Regions from separate parts of the Homo sapiens genome. Here region 2 is linked to region 1. Evidence: read pairs that join two places in POLR2A ChIA-PET (ENCODE). Cell type or tissue: B cell. All regions are shown on one strand. Region 1 holds the start of LOC107985334 (a long non-coding RNA gene). Region 2 overlaps DCAF15 (DDB1 and CUL4 associated factor 15).

Region 1 (5,000 bases):
GATCTGCCTGCCTTGGCCTCCCAAAGTGCTGGGATTACAGGCTTGAGCCACCGTGCCTGGAAATTTTTTTTTTTTTTTTTTTTTTTTTTTTTTTTGAGATGGAGTCTCGGTCTTTCGCCCAGTCTGGAGTGCAGTGGCGCAATCTCAGCTTACTGCAACCTCTGCCTCCCAGGTTCAAGCAATTCTCCGGCCTCAGCCTCCTGAGTAGCTTGGGACTACAGGCACCCACCACCACACCCAGTTAATTTTTGTGTTTTTAGTAGAGATGGGGTTTCACTATGTTGGCCAGGCTCTTCTCGAACTCCTGACCTTTTGATCCACCCACCTCAGCCTCCCAAAGTGCTGGGATTACAGGTGTAAGCCACCGTGCCTGGCCTACTGAAAATATTTTTAAAATTAGCCAGGCGTGGTGGCGCACACCTGTATTTCCAGCTACTAGGGAGGCTGCGGCATGAGAATTGCTTTAATCTGGGAGGCAGAGGTTGGTTGCAGTGAGCCAAGATTACACCACTGCACTCTAGACTGGGTGACAGAGCGAGACTCCGTCTCAAAAAATTAAAAAAAAAAAAAGAGAGAGAGAGGAGAGCGAGGAGAGAGAGAAGAGGAAAGAAAGAGGTGGGGAGGGAGGGACAGAGAGAGATGGGGGGAGAGAGAGGGGAAGGAAGGAAGGGAGGGAGGGAAGGAGGCTGTATGAGCCCCAAAAACCACATTGTGTACTAGATATGGGGGTGGGGGACAGGAGGGAGGCCACCAGTTGAGAGAGCTAGTCGATGGGGTTGATGGATCAGCTATCAGGAAATTGAACGAAGAAAAGTGTGTCGTGGAGGAAACATGGGGGCCCTGGGACCCGAGCAGAGCTCTGACCAGGCTTGGCAGCATCAGTGAAAGGCCCCTAGATTTTAAAAATTAGCCAGGTGGCTAATTAGCTGAGTATTTAAGGATGTGCATGGCCAGGCACAGTGGCTCACACCTGTAATCCCAACACTTTGGGAGGTGGAGGCAGGTGGAGTGCCTGAGGTCAGGAGTTCAAAACCAGCCTGGCCAACATAGTGAAACCCCATCTCTACTAAAAATCCAAAACAAATTAGCCAGGTGTGGTGGCACGTACCTGTATTCCCAGCTACTCAGGACACTGAGGCAGGAGAATCCCTTGAACCGGGAGGTACCTGGAGGTTGTGGTGAGCTGAGATCACGCCATTGCACTCTAGTCTGGGCAACAAGAGCAAAACTCCATCTCAGAAAAAATTTAAAAAAAGAAAAAGGATGTGCAGGAGTTACCCAGGAGAAGGGGATGGAGGAAGTGCTCAGAATAGAAGGAACACCATGAGCAGCAGCCAGGAGGGAAGAGAGTACGTGGCTTGGAGGACGAGGCTGGAGGATTGGCCTCCAGATGAGGCAGGTCACCAGTATATGGAAAAACTTCATACTGGTCCTTGGGGGCCCTAAAGGCTGTTGGGGCTTTATCTTCAGAGAGGTGGAGAGGGAATAAGGGCAATGAGGAGGGGAATGACACTTCGGGTGTTTTAGAAAGCGTCCAGTGGCCAGGCATGGTGGCCCATGCCTGTAATCCCTTTGGGAGGCCGAAGCAGGAGGATCGCTTGAGCTCCAGAGGCTGCAGTGAGCTATGATTGGGCCACTGCACTCCAGCCTGGGCAATAAGCGAGACCCCACCTCAAAAAAAAAAGTTGAAGGTGACCATTGGGTGAGCAGGTGGTGGGCATTATGGGGCTAGGCTGGCTGGCAGGTCAAGAAGAGGAATATCCCTCCCTCCTAGAGACTTGGGCAGGTGTGTGGGCATTGAGCCCCCTCTTTCCACCTGCAGAGCTGCTCCAGAAGGGCTCCACCTGCATCACCAACACCGAAGGATGGGTGGGGCACCCCCTGGACCCCATTGGCTGCCTCTGCAGGGCGCTCCTGGAGGCCTGTCGTCTGGAGGAGGAGACACTTACCCTTTACCCAGGTACTCACATGGGGTACTCTTGGAGGAGGTGGGACAACCCCGCCTCGTTGGCCACGCCCCCTGGCCCAGTACCCCTATAAGGTAACTCCCAGACTCTGACCCTTGGCCACGCCCCTACCCTTGGCTACCTCCTCTGGCCAGTGCCCAGAGCCAATAGGCTTAGCTTCTCCTGAAAGTGAGGCCACCATAGGCCTAGCTGCTGCTAGAAGGTGGGGCTCCCGCGCTCCCCCAACCCCGTGAGTGCTGGGAGCTTCTGGGCTCCCTCTAAAGCCTACCCTGCGCCCAGGTCTCCATGCTTGAGGCCAAGGGCTACAGGGACCTTAGGGAAGGGGATCCGTCTCCAGCAGCCCTGGCCCTGTCTCCCCCAGACTCAGGCCCCGAGAAGCGGAAGGTGGCCTACCAGCACGTGCCTGTGCCCGGGAGCCCTGGGGAGTCCTACTTGGTGCTGGCGCTGGAGGTGGCACTGCTGGGGCTGGGGCAGCAGCGGGCCCTGCCGGAGGGGCTGTACGCCCAGGACAAGGTGGTGCGCAACGAGGAGCAGCTGCTGGCCCTGCTGGAGGAGGTGGAGTTGGATGAGCGGTTGGTGCAGGTGCTGCGCAAGCAGGCGGGGCTGCTGCTGGAAGGTGAGGCCGCGCCCCTAGGCCTGGCTGTTGCTGAAGGGTAGGGTCCAGCCCCTGGTCCTGTAGCGGCCCGGTTGCTGCCAGATGGGAGGCCCCGCCCCAGCCCCGCCCCTAGCCCCGCCTCCTGGTGATACTGTCCCCTCATACCTTGGCAGTTTCTAAAAGGAGAGAGCCAGCTCTTTTTCCCGCCACCTAGTGCGTGCTGCCAGCCAGCAACTGCTGCGTGTGCTGAGGCGCCGCCCCCTTCCCTCCCGGGAGCCAGTGAGCCAAGTGGTTGATGTTAAAGCGAGGGCGTCCCACCTTCATCCGCAACTTAGACACCGCCCCTGTCCCGGCCTGCTCCTCATTGGCCCCGCCAATGGCCAGGCCCTATTGACCTGTGTGTTGTGAGACTCCGTCCCCTAGCGCTACAGGGAGCCGTTTATCCCTGCCCCTTCAAGGCCCCCTACGCTATCGGACTTGCTGGTCTTGGCCGCTGGTCCCGTTCCCCAAGGCAGGTGCAGCCCCACCTCCACCCTCTGGCCCCACCTTGTATCTGAGTCCTGCTCCTCACCTGCGAGTGTGCCTGGAGTCTCTTCTTTTCCTTTTCCTTTTTTCCTTTTTTATTTTGCGACAGTCTTCACTCTGTCACCCAGGCTGGAGTGCAGTGGCGCGATCTCGGCTCACTGCAATCTCTGCCTCCCGGGTTCAAGTGATTCTTCTGCCTCAGCCTCCCGAGTAGCTGGGATTACAGGCGTGCGCCACCACACCCGGCTGATTTTTGTATTTTTAGTAGAGATGGGGTTTCCCCATGTTGGCCAGGCTGGTCTCAAACTCCTGACCTCAAGTGATCTGCCCGCCTCGGCCTCCCAAAGTGCTGGGATTACAGGCATGAGCCGTGGTCCCCTGCCTCCTCTTTTTTTTTTTTTGAGACGGAGTCTCGCTCTGTCTCCCAGGTTGGAGTGCAGTGGCGCAATCTCGGCTCACTGCACCCTCCGATCCCGGGTTCACGCCATTCTCCTGCCTCAGCCTCCCGAGTAGCTGGGACTACTTGCGCCTGCCACCACACCTGGCTAATTTTTTTTGTATTTTTAGTAGAGACGGGGTTTCACCGTGTTAGCCAGGATGGTCTCGAACTCCTAACCTCGTGATCCGCCAGCCTCGGCCTCCCAAAGTGCTGGGATTACAGGCGTGAGCCACCGCGCCAGGCCTCCTCTTTTATTTGGATTACCCAGAGATTGCCTCAGTCTCAGACCTGAACCCCTACCCCAGAGACCCATCTAGCCACAGCCACTCTACCCAGGGGCCAGCCCACCCTCTACTTAAAGCCTGGGGTCTAGTGAGACCTGGGGAAGGGCAGAGGCGAGCCCACACTTGGGGACTGAGCTCAGGCTGTTCCTGCAGGGGGTCCCTTCAGTGGCTTTGGGGAGGTGCTGTTCCGGGAGAGCGTGCCCATGCACACCTGTGCCCGCTACCTGTTCACCGCACTGCTGCCTCATGACCCGGACCTGGCCTATCGCCTCGCGCTGCGAGCTATGAGGTGAGGATAGGTGGCCAAGGCAGTGGCAGGGGGAGCTGGGGGGAAGAGGGGCGGGCATGGGGGGTAGCTCAGAGCCCCACCCATCCAGCCTGAACTCACAGCCTAGTTAATTCAGTCTCTCTCACCCTGGCATTTGATGATGCCATGTGCTTTTCATTATTATTATTTATTTATTTATTTATTTATTTATTTATTTTGAGCTGGAGTCCTCTGTGACCCAGGCTGGAGTGCAGTGGCGCGATCTCAGCTCACTGCAACCTCCACCTCCTGGGTTCAAGCAATTTCCTGCCTCAGCCTCCCGAGTGGCTAGGATTACAGGCATGCACCACCATGCCCAGCTAATTTTTGTTTTTTGTTTTTTTTTTTTTTGAGACGGAGTCTTGCTCTGTCACCCAGGCTGGAGTGCAGTGGCGCGATCTCGGCCCACTCCCAGGGCCGATCTCAGCTCCGCCTTCCAGGTTCACACCATTCTCCTGCCTCAGCCTCCTGAGTAGCTGGGACCACAGGCGCCCGCCACCACGCCCGGCTAATTTTTTGTATTTTTAGTAGAGACGGGGTTTCACCGTGTTAGTAATTTTTGTATTTTTAATAGAGACAGGATTTCGCCATGTTGCCCATGTTGTCTCGAACTCCTGACCTCATGATCCACCCGCCTTGGCCTCCCAAAGTGCTAGGATTACAGGCATAAGCCACCTCGCACAGCCGTGCTTTTTATTATTAAGTATAAATGTGTGTTTTTTGTTTTGTGTTTTTTTTGTTTTGAGACAGGGTCTGGCTCTGTCACCCAGGCCAGAGTAAAGTGGTGCCATCTCTGCTCAGTGCAACCTCTGCCTCCCAGGCTCAAGCGATCCTCCCATCTCAGCCTCCTGAGTATCCAGGACTCCAGGCGTGCACCACCGCA
Region 2 (5,000 bases), 140 kb after region 1:
GCCGGGGGGCAGTTGGCACCGTCCCCTGCGCCTACCCACTCACCCGCAGGGCCAGTACCTGACAGTGGAGCAGCTCACACTAGACTTCGAATATGTTATCAATGAGGTCATCCGCCACGACGCTACCTGGGGCCATCAGTTCTGTTCTTTCAGCGACTATGACATCGTCATTCTGGAGGTGGGCCCAGGGCGGGCAGGGTGGGCCCAGGGCCTCCTGTACTCTGGGGTCGCCCTCAACAGTTGGCATCATCCACCCCCACCCCCAGGTCTGCCCAGAAACCAACCAGGTCCTCATCAACATTGGCCTGCTGCTCCTGGCCTTCCCGTCCCCCACTGAGGAGGGCCAGCTCCGGTGAGCGCGGGGATCCTGCCCTCTCTGTCCACTAGGGGGGCCACTGGCAGACACTTCACGGTGGGGGTGTGGGGACGTGAGAAGGCTCTCCCTGTGCCACAACCTGGCTGGGCCCCTCCATAGCTGTTCCAAAGACAAAAGGCCCTCAGGGTAGCCTGGGGCCTGGTTCAGGAGCCCGGCTGTCCCAGCGTTTGTCCTATGTCCCTCTCCACTGTAGACCAAAGACCTATCACACCAGCCTCAAGGTGGCATGGGACCTCAACACAGGGATCTTCGAGACAGTCAGTGTAGGCGACCTGACTGAGGTCAAAGGGCAGACCAGGTGAGGCAGGGCTGGGGGGCAGGGTCAGGGCGCGGCCAAGGCGACGAGAGCCACTCACCCCCTGGCCCCGCAGCGGCAGTGTCTGGAGCTCCTACCGCAAGAGCTGCGTGGACATGGTCATGAAGTGGCTGGTGCCGGAGAGCAGCGGCCGCTACGTCAACAGGATGACCAATGAGGCGCTGCACAAAGGTGGGGCTCGGTGACCCCGTGATGGTCAGGGTCACCAGGAACACTTGTCCTCACCCAGGAGCTGATTCCTGAGCGCTGATGAAATGGGTGGGAAGGCTGGTGAGGAGAGGGCAGCCCAGGCCAGGCCCAGCTCAGCAGCCCTGAAAGTGTGGGGCCTGGGAGCCTCCCACCAGTCATGGCCTGGCTGGTCACTCATTCACGCTACATTTATTGGGTAGCTGCAGGCTAGAGGTGGAGGGCAACTCAGCAGGGTCCCTGCCTTCTGGAACCTTCTGGGCCAGAAGCAAGTCAGGTGGAGGGTGTGGCCGCAGGGCCAGGCAGGCAGGGGCTCTATGCTTTGTCTCCACCTGTCCCTGTAGGGTGCTCCCTGAAGGTTCTGGCGGACAGCGAGCGATATACGTGGATCGTGCTGTGAGGGCCAGGCCGCCCCGGACACTGACTCCAACTACCTCCGTGGCCTGGGACCGGCCCCCTTCCTGGGGTGGCCTCTTCCTGGCCGGCTGGCCCACCGACTGATGACCGGCACTAGTGTTAGCCTGCGGAACGGGGCTGGGCAGGGCAGCCTCTGTTGGCCTGAGGGTCTGGACGCTTTTTATTTATGCCTATTTAAGTTGGGAAGGGGCAGAGAGAGGGCGCCCCCTGCCCCACCAGCCTGAGTGCCCCGCCTTCACCCCGAGCTGGGCATGGGCCTGGCCCCTCGTGCATTTGCCCTTTTCTCGGCTACAGCTGTGGACGTTGCCCTCGGGGAGGTCGAATGGACCCCATTCCCCCTGCCCTGCCCGCCCCCAGCCTCCCCACCCAGGCCGGCAACCTGGCCATCCCCATTCCGTTCTTCTTCATGTAATAAATGTTTTAATTTCTGAACCTCATTGAGGTCCTGTCACTGCAGCTTGGGGCCCAGCTGGAGCCCCCGCCCCAAGGCCCCCACCAAGGCCCGGCGAGTCAGCAGTAGGCAAATATCACAGCGGAATTTATTGTTTTAAGAAAGACTACAAAAAGGTAGAAAACAGCTCGGCACACTAGACTACCACACGTGTGGACACTTTCACCACCGGGAGAGGGAGCCCCGTGGGCACGGGGACTGGGCAGGGCCGCCCCAAAAGCTATAGCACGCGGAGCACACAAAATAGTGATTTTTATACAATAGGTCAGATTTCCATTTTTTTTTCCTTTTTCTTGCCATAAACATCTATCTCACAGGCTGAAAACACTGAGAAAACTGGAACAGATAAGGCCATGATGGTTGGAAAAAAACCCAACAAGTTACCAACTCCGCTCGGGCGGCGCTCACGAATCGCACAATAGTCATGGGGTGGGGGTCGCACGGCACGGAGGAGAAGCGTGGTCTCCGGGAAGATAGGGGCACAGAAAAGGTTCCATTACAAACCAGCGGCGGAGGGCGGGGGCGCGGGGGCTGGGGTCTGTGGGCACTCCCCGGCTCCGCGGCTCGCTGCTCTTTGGAAGCTGGAGGCCGTGCCCCCTGCCGCCCTCCTCACAGCCGGGCCGGGCAGTGCCCCCTTCTTGAGCTTGGGGGCAAGGGAGGGCCCAGCGCTGGAGAAGATGCGACACCCACGGCTTTAATTGCACTTAATACCAAGAAGGGGAAGCAGTGGGGTTGCTGGGGGTAGGGTGTCCCGGGGCTGCTGCTGACAGTGGGGAGTCCCCAGGTGACGCCCACCTGCGCCGGCCCGGGGCTCAGGGCTGGGCCCAGGACAGGCTGTGCAAAGCCAGCGAGCTGAATAAGTTAACAGTTTCGCACGGGAGGGGGCCTGCCTGCCTGCCCCCTGGGGTGGTGGGAGGACGGGGCTGGGGAGAAGACGCTGGGGCCTGGGAGGGGGGCGGCCAAGGGGCCGAGCTGGATGCCCCGCGGGGCACCTGGGCACGCGGCGGGTTCCTTAAGGCACGTCTTTTGTGTCAGAGTTTGCAGCTGCGGCTCCGCCCAGCCCACTGATTGTGCCGGCCCCATAAGGGAGGAGGGCCCCGGTCTTCCCTGTCTCGGAGTCCCCCTCCCTGCCCTGGCTGAGGCTGGAGCAGTGACCACGAAGCCACAGAAGCTTTGAGGGACCCTGGCGTGGAGGGGTGGCGGGGGCGGGTGGGGCGGGGAGGCCAAGGGCTTAGCTGGAGGGCAGCGCCTGCACGAAGAGGCCGCGCGCGTCAGTCCGCGCCAGCTTGGCCGGCGGCTCCAGGGTCTCCGGGCCCAGCGCGGGTGACTCGCCGCCAGCCGCCAGTGAGATGTCCTGCGGCAGCTCGTCCTCGCTCTCCTCCTCCTCTTCTTCCTCCTCGTCTGGAACACAGGGACCAAGTCCGGCTCGGGGCGGGGTGGCAACGCCCCCGGGCTCCTCCTCCTCCCGAGCCCCTCCGTTGTCCGCCACCCCCGGGACCCGCGCCCTGGGTGGGAACACGCCTCGCCTACCTTTGTCGGGGTCCAGGGGGTTCAGGGAGGTGGCCAGATTGGCGAACTGGAGGAAGAAGAGAAGAAAATGGGTGAGGGTCCCGCCGCCTGGCGCCCCGCCCGCGCCCCCAGTGGCCCGCCTCGCGCACCTCGCCCATGACGGCGATGGGGGTCTCGCCCTTGGCCTGGGCTACGCGGTGCTCGATCAGGTAGTACATGTACTCGTCGTAGAGCAGCCGGATGAGGTGGAAGGAACCGAAGCTGGCGGCGCTGCGCAGGGTCAGGTCCCGGATCACCATGGAGCTGGGGATGGAGACGGAGAGGAGACCGTCAGGCCCCGTCCGGCCCGACCCCCTCTCCCCCTCCCCGCTGCGATGCGCCCGGGCCTCGCGCCAGCCCAGTGACTCAGGCTGGATCCCGCACAGCCTTCCCGGCACATGAGCCCAGGGCCCCAGCCTGCCCGCCCAGCCTGCAGGCTCGGGTCGTCGTAGAAGAGCACCTGAGACCCCCAGGGACGCGGGGCCTTCCCTGGTGCCGCCCGGACCCGATCCCGCCGCGCGCGCACCTGTAGAAGGACCACTTGAGGAGGAAGAGCTTGGCGGCCTTGGGGAAGCCGGCGCTGCCCTGGTAGGGCTTGAGCACCTGGCTCACCACGCCGTCCAGCCAGGCCGCCCACTGCTCCAGCGAGTTCTGCTGCTGCAGCGTCACCTTGAAGTCCTGCTCCAGCCGCTGCACCACGCGGTCCTCGCAGCGGCACACCCACGAGGCCTGCTCCTGGGGCACAGAGGGTGGGCGGGCGCCCGGGGCTCAGCCGCCGTCACCCCCGCCTGGCCCGCCCCGTTAGGCTGCCCCTCATTCGCCCGCCCCGCCCCGCCCCGCGCTCACCTGCACGTTGGCGAAGTCCACGCGGTTGAGGTCGCTCAGCATCTGGTTGATCTGTGCGGTGTTCTGCAGCACAGCGCGCGCCGCCTGCGCCAGGTGGTTGAGCGACGTGTAGCGCCGCAGTGTCTGCGCGAAGGCGCCAGCCGCGGCCACCTGCGTGCAGGGATTGAGGGGCTTGCTGCTTCCAAGGAACCCCAGCCCGCCAGCCCTGGCCCCACCCCGCTGCAACCTCCCTAAGCCTGTTTCCTTTTTCCTAAAAAAGGAGGGATGTGCCTCGCTACTTTTGTTGGGACACAGAAGGATCGGGACCTTCAAACTTTGGGTGTCCACTCACAAGCGCCCCCCAAAATTCAATTTATTGTGTTCTGACCAGGGCACAATATTCTTTGAAATTTATTTATATTTTTTAAAATAACTATTGAGACAGGGTCTCGCCATGTTGCCCAGACTGGTCTCGAACTTCTGGCTTCAAGTGATCCTCCTGCCTTTGCCTCCCAAAATGTTGGGAGTGAGCCACCGTGCCAGGAAAGGCCTTTTTTTTTTTTTTAAAAACGAAAGAACACAATAGATAATATGGAGGGCACTGCACAGAAAGGGCAAACACTGCTTTGATAAACACGTTTCATTTTCTTTTTCTGTTTTTTGTTTGACACTGAATCTCTCTCTATCCAGGCTAGAGTGCAGTGGCGCGATCTCAGCTCACTGCATCCTCCGCCTCGTGGGTTCAAGCGATTCTCGTGCCTCAGCCTCCTGGGTAGCTGGGATCATAGGTGCACACCACCACGCCGGGCTAATTTTTGTATTTTTAGTAGAGACAAGGTTTCACCATGTTGGCCAGGCTGGTCTTGAACTCCTGACCTCAA

The links. ChIA-PET counts read pairs that join two places held together with the same protein. Peaks named below come from ENCODE experiments on the same cell type or tissue, not always from the same donor. Only the 100,000 strongest peaks of a DNase experiment are listed, where the experiment ranks them.
Region 2: POLR2A ChIA-PET joins it to region 1 with 6 read pairs; 4 of 35 experiments call an interaction of 5 or more read pairs at or near these places.

The regions. Positions count from the first base shown.
Region 1 is chr19:13,815,394-13,820,393 of GRCh38, forward strand. ZSWIM4 (zinc finger SWIM-type containing 4) reads left to right here. Exons shown (of 14, transcript NM_001367834.3): 8 at 1,823-1,960; 9 at 2,329-2,583; 10 at 3,964-4,099. LOC107985334 (a long non-coding RNA gene) reads right to left here and starts at 2,449. Exons shown (of 4, transcript XR_007067143.1): 1 at 2,361-2,449; 2 at 1,109-1,209. RefSeq lists enhancers at 1,862-2,529, 2,308-2,437, 2,530-3,198, 3,199-3,866. In B cell, no CTCF peak of the experiment used is centred here; DNase peaks (open chromatin) are centred at 2,088 and 2,768; H3K4me3 peaks cover 607 bases.
Region 2 is chr19:13,959,718-13,964,717 of GRCh38, forward strand. It overlaps DCAF15 (DDB1 and CUL4 associated factor 15), which reads left to right. Exons shown (of 13, transcript NM_138353.4): 9 at 50-178; 10 at 267-352; 11 at 570-674; 12 at 748-863; 13 at 1,223-1,732. The coding sequence ends at 1,278. RFX1 (regulatory factor X1) reads right to left here. Exons shown (of 21, transcript NM_002918.5): 17 at 4,141-4,290; 18 at 3,821-4,029; 19 at 3,405-3,558; 20 at 3,277-3,322; 21 at 1,813-3,147. The coding sequence ends at 2,978. Among named protein-coding and RNA genes, the nearest start is that of DCAF15, 9.7 kb to the left of the region's middle. RefSeq lists an enhancer at 1-447. In B cell, a CTCF peak has its summit at 399; DNase peaks (open chromatin) are centred at 504 and 2,634.